Linked DNA regions of Homo sapiens: region 2 is linked to region 1. The links are chromatin contacts, found by POLR2A ChIA-PET in ENCODE. All regions are on one chromosome and are shown on one strand. Each heading gives the region's core, a stretch centred on a gene start or an enhancer-like site at or near the end of the contact. The rest is flanking DNA. Distances are from core to core; before and after follow the strand shown. Region 1 holds the start of S100A6 (S100 calcium binding protein A6). Region 2 has its middle 18 kb from the start of MIR8083.

Evidence for each region. ChIA-PET counts read pairs that join two places held with the same protein, here RNA polymerase II (POLR2A).
Region 2: POLR2A ChIA-PET joins it to region 1 with 14 read pairs in PC-9. The contact joins the enhancer-like site here to the promoter of S100A6 in region 1. POLR2A ChIA-PET finds 5 or more read pairs at or near these places in 4 of 52 experiments (MCF 10A, OCI-LY7, PC-9 and 1 more).

The regions. Positions count from the first base shown.
Region 1 is chr1:153,532,010-153,537,860 of GRCh38, reverse strand. It overlaps S100A6 (S100 calcium binding protein A6), which reads left to right and starts at 1,870. Exons shown (of 3, transcript NM_014624.4): 1 at 1,870-1,912; 2 at 2,501-2,659; 3 at 3,031-3,262. The coding sequence starts at 2,522. The coding sequence ends at 3,165. It overlaps S100A5 (S100 calcium binding protein A5), which reads left to right. Exons shown (of 3, transcript NM_001394232.1): 3 at 425-714. The coding sequence ends at 565. LOC124904423 (a long non-coding RNA gene) reads right to left here and starts at 4,419. Exons shown (of 2, transcript XR_007066630.1): 1 at 3,940-4,419; 2 at 186-2,957. RefSeq lists enhancers at 1,245-1,880, 3,834-4,128 and a cis regulatory region at 5,305-5,632.
Region 2 is chr1:153,704,797-153,710,444 of GRCh38, reverse strand. It overlaps the pseudogene GEMIN2P1. Among named protein-coding and RNA genes, the nearest start is that of MIR8083, 18 kb to the right of the region's middle. Within about 2 kb of position 1,674, at least 4 of the 41 ENCODE cell types and tissues checked have a DNase peak (open chromatin) inside an H3K27ac peak, as active enhancers do; they include PC-9, where a contact is called at or near this core.

The DNA of each region.
Region 1 (5,851 bases), core at 621-3,120:
GGTCAGGCTGGTCTCGAACTCCTGATGTCAGGTGATCCACCCGCCTCGGCCTCCCAAAGTGCTAGGATTACAGGTGTGAGCCACCACACCTGACCCAGCAAGCTGTTTTTATCAGGTGTTGGTATAAAACCTAGATGATTGTTTCTTTGGCTGGGGGACAGTATTGCAGGGAAGGCAGGCTAGGCTAGCATTCCTGCTGTCATTTATTTCCATTCAGGAGTCAGGTCCCTGACCCCCTACCTCATGCCAGGCCCTTCCCTAGGTGTGGGCAGTGGGCAGACTCTGGGGGTCGAGATGCTGACAGTGTCATTGACTCAGCTGGGGCTCACCCTGAAGTTTCGGGGTGGGGATGACACCATGCAGTGGTGCGAGGGCAGGGCTGGGAGCGGGGTCTGAGCTGTCTCTCCACCTGGGTCCACAAAAGATGAAGGAGAGCAGCATCGATGACTTGATGAAGAGCCTGGACAAGAACAGCGACCAGGAGATCGACTTCAAGGAGTACTCGGTGTTCCTGACCATGCTGTGCATGGCCTACAACGACTTCTTTCTAGAGGACAACAAGTGACCAGGGCTGCCCTCCACCCTCACCCTCCACCCTTTGCTGCTGACCTCGGCTGCTCCTCTCACAGACCCTCTTTGGCCCCCTGCCCTCCTCTCCCTCCCAGATGGACCCTTCCATGGGAGGAAATAAAGTTTCCATCGCAGGTGCTGGGAGTCTGGTTTTGAAGCTGTCTTGTCTACCTTGGCCTGGGGAGAGGGGAGCACAGGAAGGGTCTCTCCTTGAGTGGGTTGAGACAGCTTCTGCCTCTGGGGGTTAGGGTCCTGGGCTCCCACTGCATTCCTCTCCTTCTTTGGTGTGGACGTCATTGGTTTTGTCATGGCTTAGTTTTGCCTGCCTGGAAAATGGGGAAGTTAGGCCAGGCGGGAACTCTGCAAGGATGCAGAGGAAGTTAAGAGGGAAAGTTGCTTTGAGAGGAGGACACTGGGAGGGGTTGGGAGTGGCTCCTGAGGGCGGTGATAGGCAGGCAGGCCTGACTTGTCCACAGCTCACCGGAGGCCACCTTGGCAGCACCTGTAGGAAGGGCATGTCTGGCCTCCACACCAGCCCCCTCCCTCTTCACCATTTCCCCTTCAATAGCACCACTCTCATCATCTATGGGGGACAGTGCTTTCTTCTCTCCCTGCCTCCTCCATCAAAATCTTTTCTCAGGGGAGGGTCTGAAAAGGCCTTCACTCCCCCGTAAATAACGAATGGTGCTTACAGGGCTGGGCTCCCACGTGCATGCACATTAACACCAAAGGTGCTGTAGTGAATGGAATTTGGGGCACTGAGGGGAAGGAGTGGAGGTGTTGGTAGGAACTTGTTGCTGGTGGGGGATGGGCGCCGTAGATATCCTTTACACCACTGGCTACTCCCCCTATCTCCTCTGGGGTGACCCTGAGTATCCTCTGTGGGACACCGGCATCCTGTGAGGCGCCCTCCTTGCCCACATTGACGCTGCGCTGGCTCGAGGGTCACATTCACGGTCTGGCAGAGGAAGCAGGGGTGACCGCCGCAGTCCTCCTCCTGCTCCCCTTGCCGAGTCACGTGTCACGAAGAGCAAACTGAGCAAACTGAGCTGCGCAGATGAGGGGAGACTCGTCACCAGGCGTGCAGTGGGCACTGCTGGGCTCCCCCATCCCGTCCTAACCCGGAACAGCCCCGGGCAGGAGGCGTGGAAAGTCGAGGGGGTAAACCGCGAATGTGCGTTGTGTAAGCCACGGCGCAGGGTGGGGCGCGGGCGGGACTTGGGCGGGCGGGGTGGGCTTGGCCGAGCTGGCCTCCGGGGCACCGACCGCTATAAGGCCAGTCGGACTGCGACACAGCCCATCCCCTCGACCGCTCGCGTCGCATTTGGCCGCCTCCCTACCGGTGAGTTCTCTCCAGGAGCCCTGGGTACTTTCCAGGGCCAGCTGCCCTCACGCTGGGGGTCCAGCCATCCCCTGCCCAGTTCAGCCGCTGGATCCAGACTGGGGCCATCTGTGGCGCTCCCCCGCTGGAGGGATAGTCAGGAGCAGCAGTGCTGTGCCAGGCAGGCCTTGGGCTAAGGGATCGCAATGGGGTGTGCTCTTTTGGGGTGCGGAAGGGAGTGCCCTGGGTGTGTCATTGCCACCATGTGTGGCCCTGTGAAGCTGTGTTTAAGCTGCCTTTGCAGCCTCCATTCCCCTCCCCTGCCCAGCCATACTCCTCAACTTCTGGATCCCCTGAAGGACAGTTCTCAGCTGTGCCCAAAGCTACTGTTCCTATATGCTTCTTAGAATCCTTAAGCCACCTCTCTTGCCTTGGCCCTAGTGTGCTCTCTCCTTCCCCTTCAAGCCCTGGGCTGTCTCCTGATGCCATTGTGTGTGGCCTGAGACTGGGTGGTTCCAAAGGAGGCGGGGCTAGTGCAGGCAGCATTATTGGGGTGTGTGGGTGAGAAGTCCTTGCTCCCATGGCACTGACTAGGCCCTCTGCTGCCAGCTCCAAGCCCAGCCCTCAGCCATGGCATGCCCCCTGGATCAGGCCATTGGCCTCCTCGTGGCCATCTTCCACAAGTACTCCGGCAGGGAGGGTGACAAGCACACCCTGAGCAAGAAGGAGCTGAAGGAGCTGATCCAGAAGGAGCTCACCATTGGCTCGGTGAGTGGCCTCCTCCCCAGGACCCCTTTTCCCACCCTTGTCCTTTGGAAGCAGGATTAGGGGAGAGAGAGGTGCCAGGTGCATCTGACTCACATTTACCCACATTCTGAGGCCCTGGTCCACATGTAGACCCTGAGCTGTAGACCCACTCTCCCAGCGGGTAGGGGATGCTTCCAGCCGGATATCCATCTCTCCAAATGAGGACCAGTAACTGAGAAGTAGCTGAGGAGAAGCAATGCCAAAGTGACATGGGTCCTTGGTGATGAGGGAGCACAGAGCCACTTGCAGAGAGGATTGCCTGGGAGGGGGAAGGGGAAGAATCCAGGGTTGTCATCACCACTGAGTATGGATTTCACATTCTAACACATTAGAAGCTGCAGGATGCTGAAATTGCAAGGCTGATGGAAGACTTGGACCGGAACAAGGACCAGGAGGTGAACTTCCAGGAGTATGTCACCTTCCTGGGGGCCTTGGCTTTGATCTACAATGAAGCCCTCAAGGGCTGAAAATAAATAGGGAAGATGGAGACACCCTCTGGGGGTCCTCTCTGAGTCAAATCCAGTGGTGGGTAATTGTACAATAAATTTTTTTTGGTCAAATTTACCCTTGCGTCCTGGCTTCCGAATGATTTCTGTTCCTCCTTGGCTTAGTGGGACACCAGCCATTGGAAGATTTGCTCACGGTCAACCTCTGAAAATGACTCATTGACTCGCCAGGCCAGAGGACCCACCCTGACAAGGCTGCCTCTAGCACATAAGGTGCCTTTATGTGAATGAGGAGAGATGCCCCTCTTGGCAACGCCATCCTAAGGAAAGGCTCAAGTGGTTTCCAGTAGAGAGAGTCCTGGGATGAGCTTGGAGATGGAAATGGTCCCTGGGCCGGGATGTGATGGGGTTTGGGGGCCTGGAAGTGAGGCAGAGATAGTCCCAGAGGCTCCCAGATGTGTTTTGCTCTGGGTGTGGCAAGAGGGGCCCTGGGGTGGGGCAAGTCCCCTTTCTCATCACAGCGCAGGGGTTAGATAGGGCACATCTGAGATGCCTGAGGCTTGGCTCAGGGAGTTTCCTACACCAGTGAGGACGCTGTGTGACTGAGTCTACTGCGGCTGCCCAGGTCCCAGGTGGAGTGGGGGAGGCACACTCTTGGAGTGTGTCCCTGCATTCAGGGTGAGGGCTTTTTGTTGGAACGGTGGTCTGAGGAGCTGGCAGCTGCACCAACACGTGAACCACGGGGTGTTCAGTAATGGGGCGGGGTATCCCTGCAGCCTCAGCGTAATGACTCACCCGGCACTTCCACGGGATCCCAGCCTGGATCTCAGCCCCCATCAGAGAAGATGACTAATTGAATCATTGTCCATCATCTGGATTAGTGTTTTCAGGCAGAAGGGAAGAGGATAAGGAGGGTAAACGCTGTTTCCGGGTGATGCCACATCATTCAGCCTCTCTAGGCCTAGTCCGAGCTGGGCAAGTTTACCTCTAGCTTCTGGGGAAGAGATCTTGACTTTAGATGGAGACCACATCCTTCTTTCCCTCTCACCTCCCCACTTCCCTTGGGGGTCCAACTTTGTGGAATTAAGTTGTCTTCTGTCCCCACTGGGTGGGGATTGGTAAACAGCTGGGAGATGCACCTTCTTGGAGGCCCTCCTTCTCTATTGCCTCCCCTGCCCTGCAGGGAGAAGTCGCGCTGTTGGTTGCAAGAGACCGGGGGCCGAATTCCCTCTCTGCACAGCCGTGCCCAAGCCTTGGCTCTATTCAGCTCCCTCTGGAAAAGTACGCGCTCCCTAACCCCTCCCGCGCCCCTCTAGGTTCCCGCCCTACACCCCTTTCCTCCCCCTTTCTTCCAGTCCCTCTCCGCCTGCCTTCCAGTGGCTGACAACTTGGGGTTCGGAGCGAGCGCCCTCCTGTGGACAGAGAGCAGGGCGCTGCGGGGACAGTCGGGTTGGTTTTCTTGAGCCTCTGGCAGGGGCCCGCCGTGGGGCTGTGGCCTGGCAGTCAGGGGAGTCCTTAGGAAGAGGAAGACAGAATAGGGCGCCCCGGGAATGTCAGGGTAGGGGGATCCTTTAGCTCCCGGCAATCAGCCCTAGAATTAAGCAACTCAGCTTCACAATTGACACACCTACAATAAGCAAGTCCATGAGGGAAAGGCGGTCCCTTTGTAAAGACAAATGGAATCGGAACCCTGCGCCTCCCCTCCCCAACCTGCAGGGCTAGAAGACCTTCGTACAAATCAATGCTCCCTGAGGAGAGGGAAGAGGAGTTTCAGTGACAGGAAGCCCGCTGCTGCGGGGAGGGGATGCTCAGGCAAGGCCGTCTGCCGGGCGTTCCTGGGGAGCTCTGGTGGGTGGGCAGGCCACCGGTGCAGGAGAATCAACACAGGTGCACAGTCCATCTGCTCAGTAAACAGGCGTGTCCTTTCGTTTCTGCTTCTCCACAGTGGTGGAGGGGAAAGGGAACATGAATTTCAAGAATAAAACAAAAAACAAAACAAACAGCAAATCTTTAGGGGTATAATTTTTTAGGTTTTTTTTTTTTTTCTCGCAGGATAGGGGAGGGAAGCAGCATTTACAATGGAATATGGTAGGTGCAGCAGTCAAATGGTGGAATTGGGTGTGGAGAGGTGCATAGACTGGACGTTTTATTGCTCCGACCAATTTAAAGTTGGAATTGAATCCTTTCAGCTCACTGTTGAGTATGGTGTGGGCTTACAGGATGGGGAAAAGTTAGGATGTGAGCTGAGGGCTTCATGAGAGGTCACTTTGCTTCTCTGAAGGTTGAGCAGTGGGAGTGGCTCTAGTCTCTCCACTTCCTTCAGTTGAGGTCCTCCCATTACTGACATTAATCCTACAATCTAATCACCCTAACATTGGTGAAGCTGCAACAGCAGCACCACAGACCATCTCTGTAAACTGGGGCAGGCCCCAGTTAGGGGGTTTAGGACTGAGTCACAGGAAGTAGCTCTCTGTTTTTTGCCAAGCAAAAAGGAAATTGTCAAGAATAATGCCACCACCTTTGTATAGGACCACATTTTTATAGCAGCTTCATTTTTGTGAGGCACCTATCATAGCCATTGCCTCTTGTCATCTTAGAAGATTTGTGTGTAGTATGTATTATTTTATTTTAATTTTTTAGAGACTGTCTCTCTCTGTTGCCCAGGATAGAGTGCAGTGACACTATCATAGCTCACTGCAGCCTCCAA
Region 2 (5,648 bases), core at 425-2,924, 170 kb before region 1:
TTGGGAGTCTGAGGCAGGAGGACCTCTTGAGCCCAGAAGTTCAAGGCTGTAGTGTGCTGTAATCATGCCACTGCACTTCAGCCTGGGTGACAGAGTGAGACCTGTCTCAAAAGAAAAAGAAATAAAATAAATAAAAATAAACTTCTTTTGGGCCAGGCACGGTGGCTCACACCTGTAATCCCAGCACTTTGGGAGGCCAACGTAGGCGGATCACGAGGTCAGGAGATGGAGACCATCCTGGCTAACACAGTGAAACCCTGTCTCTACTAAAAATACAAAAAAATTAGCTGGGTGTGGTGGTGGGCGCCTGTAGTCCCTGCTACTAGGGAGGCTGAGACAGAAGAATGGCATGAACCCGGGAGGCTGAGCTTGCAGTGAGCCGAGATCGCGTCACTGCACTCCAGCCTGGGCAATAGAGCAAGACTCCGTCTCAAAATAAATAAATAAATAAAAATCAATCAATCAATCAATCAATCAATAAACAAACTTCATTTGATTTTGCTAGAGAAAAGATTGAACTATCTTTCTTTTTCCTCCATAAAAAAATGATATCATGGGCTGGGCACAGTGGCTTATGCCTGTAATCCCAGAACTTTGGGAGGCTGAGGCGGGCAGATCACTTGAGCCCAGGAGTTTGAGACCAGCCTGGGCAACATGAAAAAACCCCATCTCTACTAAAAATACAAAAAAATTAGCTGGGCGTGGTGGTGGGCGCCTGTAATCCCAGCTACTCTGGAGGCTGAGGCAGAAGAATCGCTTGAATCCGGGAGATAGAGGTTGCAGTGAACCGAGAGCGCGCCACCGCACTCCAACCCGGGTGACAGAGTGAGACTCCGTCTCAAAAAAAAAAAAAAAAAAAAAAAAAAAAAAATTCTAAAAATTAGACAGAGTGTGTGCCTGCAGTCCCAGCTACTCAGGAGGCTGAGGTGGGAAGATTGCTTGAGCCTGAGTGATTGAGGCTGCAGCGAGCTATGATTATGCCACTGGACTCCAGCCTGGGTGACACAGCAAGATCGTGTCTGAAAAAGAAAGAAGTATTACAAAATCATTGTTATATGAAATAACAATCAGAGTACGCAGTGCGAAAAGTAGGAGTTTGAGCTGTAGAGTGTCTGACAGAAAATAAAAAAACTTTAGGCCGGGCGCGGTGGCTCACGCCTGTAATCCAGCATTTTGGGAGGCCGAGACAGGCGGATCACGAGGTCAGGAGATCGAGACCATCCTGCTTAACACGGTGAAATCCCGTCTCTACTAAAAATACAAAAAAATTAGCCGGGCGTGGTGGCAGGCGCCTGTAGTCCCAGCTACTCGGGAGGTGGAGTCAGGAGAATGGCGTGAACCCGGGAGGCGGAGCTTGCAGTGAGCTGAGATCACGCCACTGCACTCCAGCCTGGGCGACAGAGCGAGACTCCGTCTCAAAAAAAAAAAAAAAAAAAGAAAATAAAAAAACTTTAAAAAATTTTTTTAAAAAGGAAAAAAGAGAAAAGTAGTAGTTAATATTATAGAAGTGAGATGGGTAGTTACTAATAAAGATATCCTTCTAGATTGTGAGATGTTTGGATTTCTGTCAGGTTTTTGAAATTTGTAATTTCTTTTCACTTTCTAATTAAATATTTATTTCGTAACCATTTTTTTTTTTTTTGAGATAGACTCTTGCTCTGTCACCAGGCTGGAATGCAGTGACGCGATCTCCTGTGTTCAAGCGATTCTCGTGTCTCAGCCTCCCGAGTAGCTAGGGTCACAGGCACACATCACCACACCCAGATAATTTATGTATTTTTAGTAGAGACGGGGTTTCACCATGATGGTCAGGATGGTCTCAATCTCCTGACCTCGTGATCCGCCTGCCTCGGCCTCACAAAGTGCTGGGATTGCAGGCATGAGCCACTGCACCTGGCCTGTATTCTTTTTTTTAAAGGGGACCCACCAAACTGTGTAAACTCCAAGTCCCACAAAACCTGGATCCACCCTGGCTTGGGCCAGCTGCAGAGGGACTTTGAGGAGACAGCAAAACTGTCCACTGGAGTTTTTAAATAAAACAAAACAAAAACAAAAACTGGTCTCTAGGTGACATATCCCTCCTTTCCCCCAAATCCTGTATGAAATCTTTAGCAAAATAGCTATTTTTTAACTTTAAAATTTAACAGAGAACCAGGTGGAAGAGACTTGGATTAACAGGAGCAATGTGAGAAATTCTGTGGGGGTAGAGGGAGGAGTGTATGTGTGGCCACAAGTTCCATAATAGGTATGGAGGTGACAATTGCCTTCTGTCTGCACTCCTCGGGCTGCACCTGGAAGATTCTGCCCCAGATAAGGAGGCAGGTTGTCAAAGGGACAGGGAAAGACTAGGGCAAACCCACAGGCACTCATCCAGAGTGACAGAGTTTGGAGTCAGAGCCCGGAGATTTCTTTCTCTCTCTCTTTCTTTCTTTCTTTCTTTCTTTCTTTCTTTCTTTCTTTCTTTCTTTCTTTCTTTCTTTCTTTCTTTCTCTTTCTTTCTTTTCTTTCTTTCTTTTTCTTTCCTTCTTTCTTTTTCTTCCTTCCTTCCTTCTTTCCTTCCTTCCTTTTCTTTTCTTTCCCTCCCTCCCTTTCTCTTTCTTTCTCTTTCTTTCTTCTTTTTCTTTTTCTTTCTTTCTCTTTTCTTTTGCCTCCCTCCCTCCCGCCCTCCCTTCCTCCCCTTTCCTTCCTCCCTTCCTCCCTTCTTTCCTTCCTTCCTCCCTTCCTTCCTCTTTCTGTCTCTTTTTTTTTTTTTTTTTTTGATAGAGTCTCTATATTTCCCAGGCTGATCTTGAACTATTGGCTTCAAGGAATCCTCCTGCCTTGGCTTCCCAAAGTGCTGGGATTACAGGTTTGAACCACATGCCTAGCCAAGATCTTGGAGAAGTGTCTCAAGAAACTACAGATGGTCTTTGACTTACTATTTTTCTTTTTCTTTTTTTTTTTTTGAGATGGAGTTTCACTCTTGTTGCCCAGGCTGGAGTGCAATGGCACGATCTCAGCTCACCGCAACCTCTGCCTCCCCGGTTCAAGTGATTCTCCTGCCTCAGCCTCCCGAGTAGCTGGGATTACAGGCATGCACTACCACGCCTAGCTAATTTTGTATTTTTAGTAGAGACGGGGTTTCTCCATGTTGGTCAGGCTGGTCTTGAATTCCCGACCTCATGTGATCTGCCCACCTCAGCCTCCCAAAGTGCTGTGATTACAGGTGTGAGCAACTGTGCCTGGCTAATATTTAATTTTTAATTATTATAGATACTTGCTAGTTGTATTAAATATATTTTCAATTTATAATACTTTCAATTTAGGACGGACATATTGGGATGTAACTCCATCCCCCATAAGTCAAAGAGCATCTGTAGTGATGTTGTACTGCTGAGACTCCAAATGGAGGGGTAGGAGGGGGTGGGCACTGTTGTTAGAAGAGACAGCGGACCTCTGCCTACTTAGAAAAGACAATGCTGGGCCTGGCTCAGTGGCTCATGCCTGTAATCCCAGGACTTTGGATGGTCAAGGTGAGCAAATCGCTTGAGCCCAGTAGTTGGAGACCAGCCTGGCCAACATGGCAAAACCCTATCTCTACAAAAAACACAAAAATTAGCCAGGTGTGGTGGTGTGGGCCTGTAGTTTCAACTACTTGGGAGGCTGAGGTGGGAGGATCACTTGAGCCCAGGAAGTGGAGGTTGCAGTGAGCCAAGAAGTCATCCCTGCACTCCAGCCACTGCACTCCCACCTGAGTGACAGAAGGAAACCCTGTCTCAAAAAAAAAAAAAAAAAAAAAAAAAAAAAGCCAGTGCTATGCAGGGCAGGTGGGCCCCACTTAGCCTGGGAGGGTTCTTGGTCTCCCCCAGGAAAGAATTCAATAGTGAGCCAGCGGTGTTAAACTGCAACTTTTAATTGAAGCAGCAGGGTACAGCAGCAGCACAGGTGCTGCTCCCTGGGGAGCACAGCTACCCCATCGGCAGTGTACCCAGAGTAGCAGCTCAAAGGCCATTTGCAGTCATTTTTATTTTATTTTATTTTATTTTTTCGAGACAGAGTCTCGCTGTCTCTCCAGGCTGGAGTGCAGTGGCGCGATCTCAGCTCACTGCAAGCTCCGCCTCCCGGGTTCATGCCATTCTCCTGCCTCAGCCTCACGAGTAGCTGGGACTATAGCCACCCGCCACCATGCCTGGCTAATTTTTTGTATTTTTAGTAGAGACGGGGCTTCACCATGTTAGTCAGGATGGTCTCGATCTCCTGACCTCATGATCCACCCACCTTGGCCTCCCAAAGTGCTGGGATTACAGGCGTCAGCCACCACGCCCAGCCTGCAGTCATATTTATAACTCACTTTTTTTGTTGTTGTTGTTGTTTTTGTTTTTTGAGATGGAGTCTTGCTCTGTCACCTAGGCTGGAGTGCAGTGATGAGATCTCAGCTCACTGCCTCCTGGGTTCAAGCGATTCTCCTGACTCAGCCTCTGGAGTAGCTGGGATTACAGGCGTGCAGCACCACTCCTGGGTAATTTTTATATTTTTCGTAGAGATGGGGTTTTACCATGTTGGCCAGGCTGGTCTGGAACTCCTGACCTCAAGTGATCCGCCCGTCTCGGCCTCCCAAAGTGCCGGGATTACAGGCGTGAGCCAACTCGCCCAGCCTATAACTCACTTTTAATTACATGCAAATTAAGAAGCGGGCTATGCAGAAATTTCTAGGAAAAGGTTGGTAATTTCCAGGTCATCAGGTTGTTGCAATGGAAAGGGGCGGAAACATCCCAGTGTTGCCATGGCAATGGTGAACTGACAGGGCACACTGTTGGGCATGTCATGGAAAGCTGCTTCTCTTCAGTCCCTGTTTTAGCTAGTCGTCAACTTGGTCCTATTTCTGAGCCCCACCTCCTGAGTTGAGTCTTGCCCCCTACCTCTCTAGGACCATTGGAAGAGGTGGGGAGCTGGAATGGCTTTTCTATAAATATGAAAGGCATTTATATTAAATACCTAACATAGGCCAGGCGTGGTGGCTCACACCTGTAATCCCAGCACTTTGGGAGGCCAAGGCGGGTGGATCACTTGAGGTCAGGAGTTTGAGACCAGCCAGACCAGCCTGACCAACATGGAGAAACCACGTCTCTACTAAAAGTACAAAATTAGCTGGGCGTGGTGGCGCATGCCTGTAATCCCAGCTACTCAGGAGGCCGAGGCAGGAGAATCGCTTGAACACGGGAGGTGGAGGTTGTGGTGAGCCGACATCGCGCCATTGCACTCTAGCCTGGGCAACGAGTGAAACTCCATCTCAAAAAAAACAAATAAATAAATAAAAATAAAAAATAAAATAAATAAATAAATAAATACCTAACATCAAACAATTTATAATTCACATTGGAATGATGTTCATCAGATTTTTTTACATTTTATTTTTATTTTTTATTTTTTTGAGACAGTGTCTCACTCTGTAGCCCAGGCTGGAGTGTGGTGGCAGGATCTCAGCTCACTGCAACCTCTGCTTCCCGGGCTCAAGCAATCCTCCAACCCCAAACTCCCTGGTAGCTGGGACTACAGGCACGTGCCACCACGCCAGGCTAAATTTTTTTTTTTTTTTTGAGATGGAGCTTCACTCTTGTTGCCCAGGCTGGAGTGCAATGGCGCGATCTTGGCTCACTGAAACCTCCAGT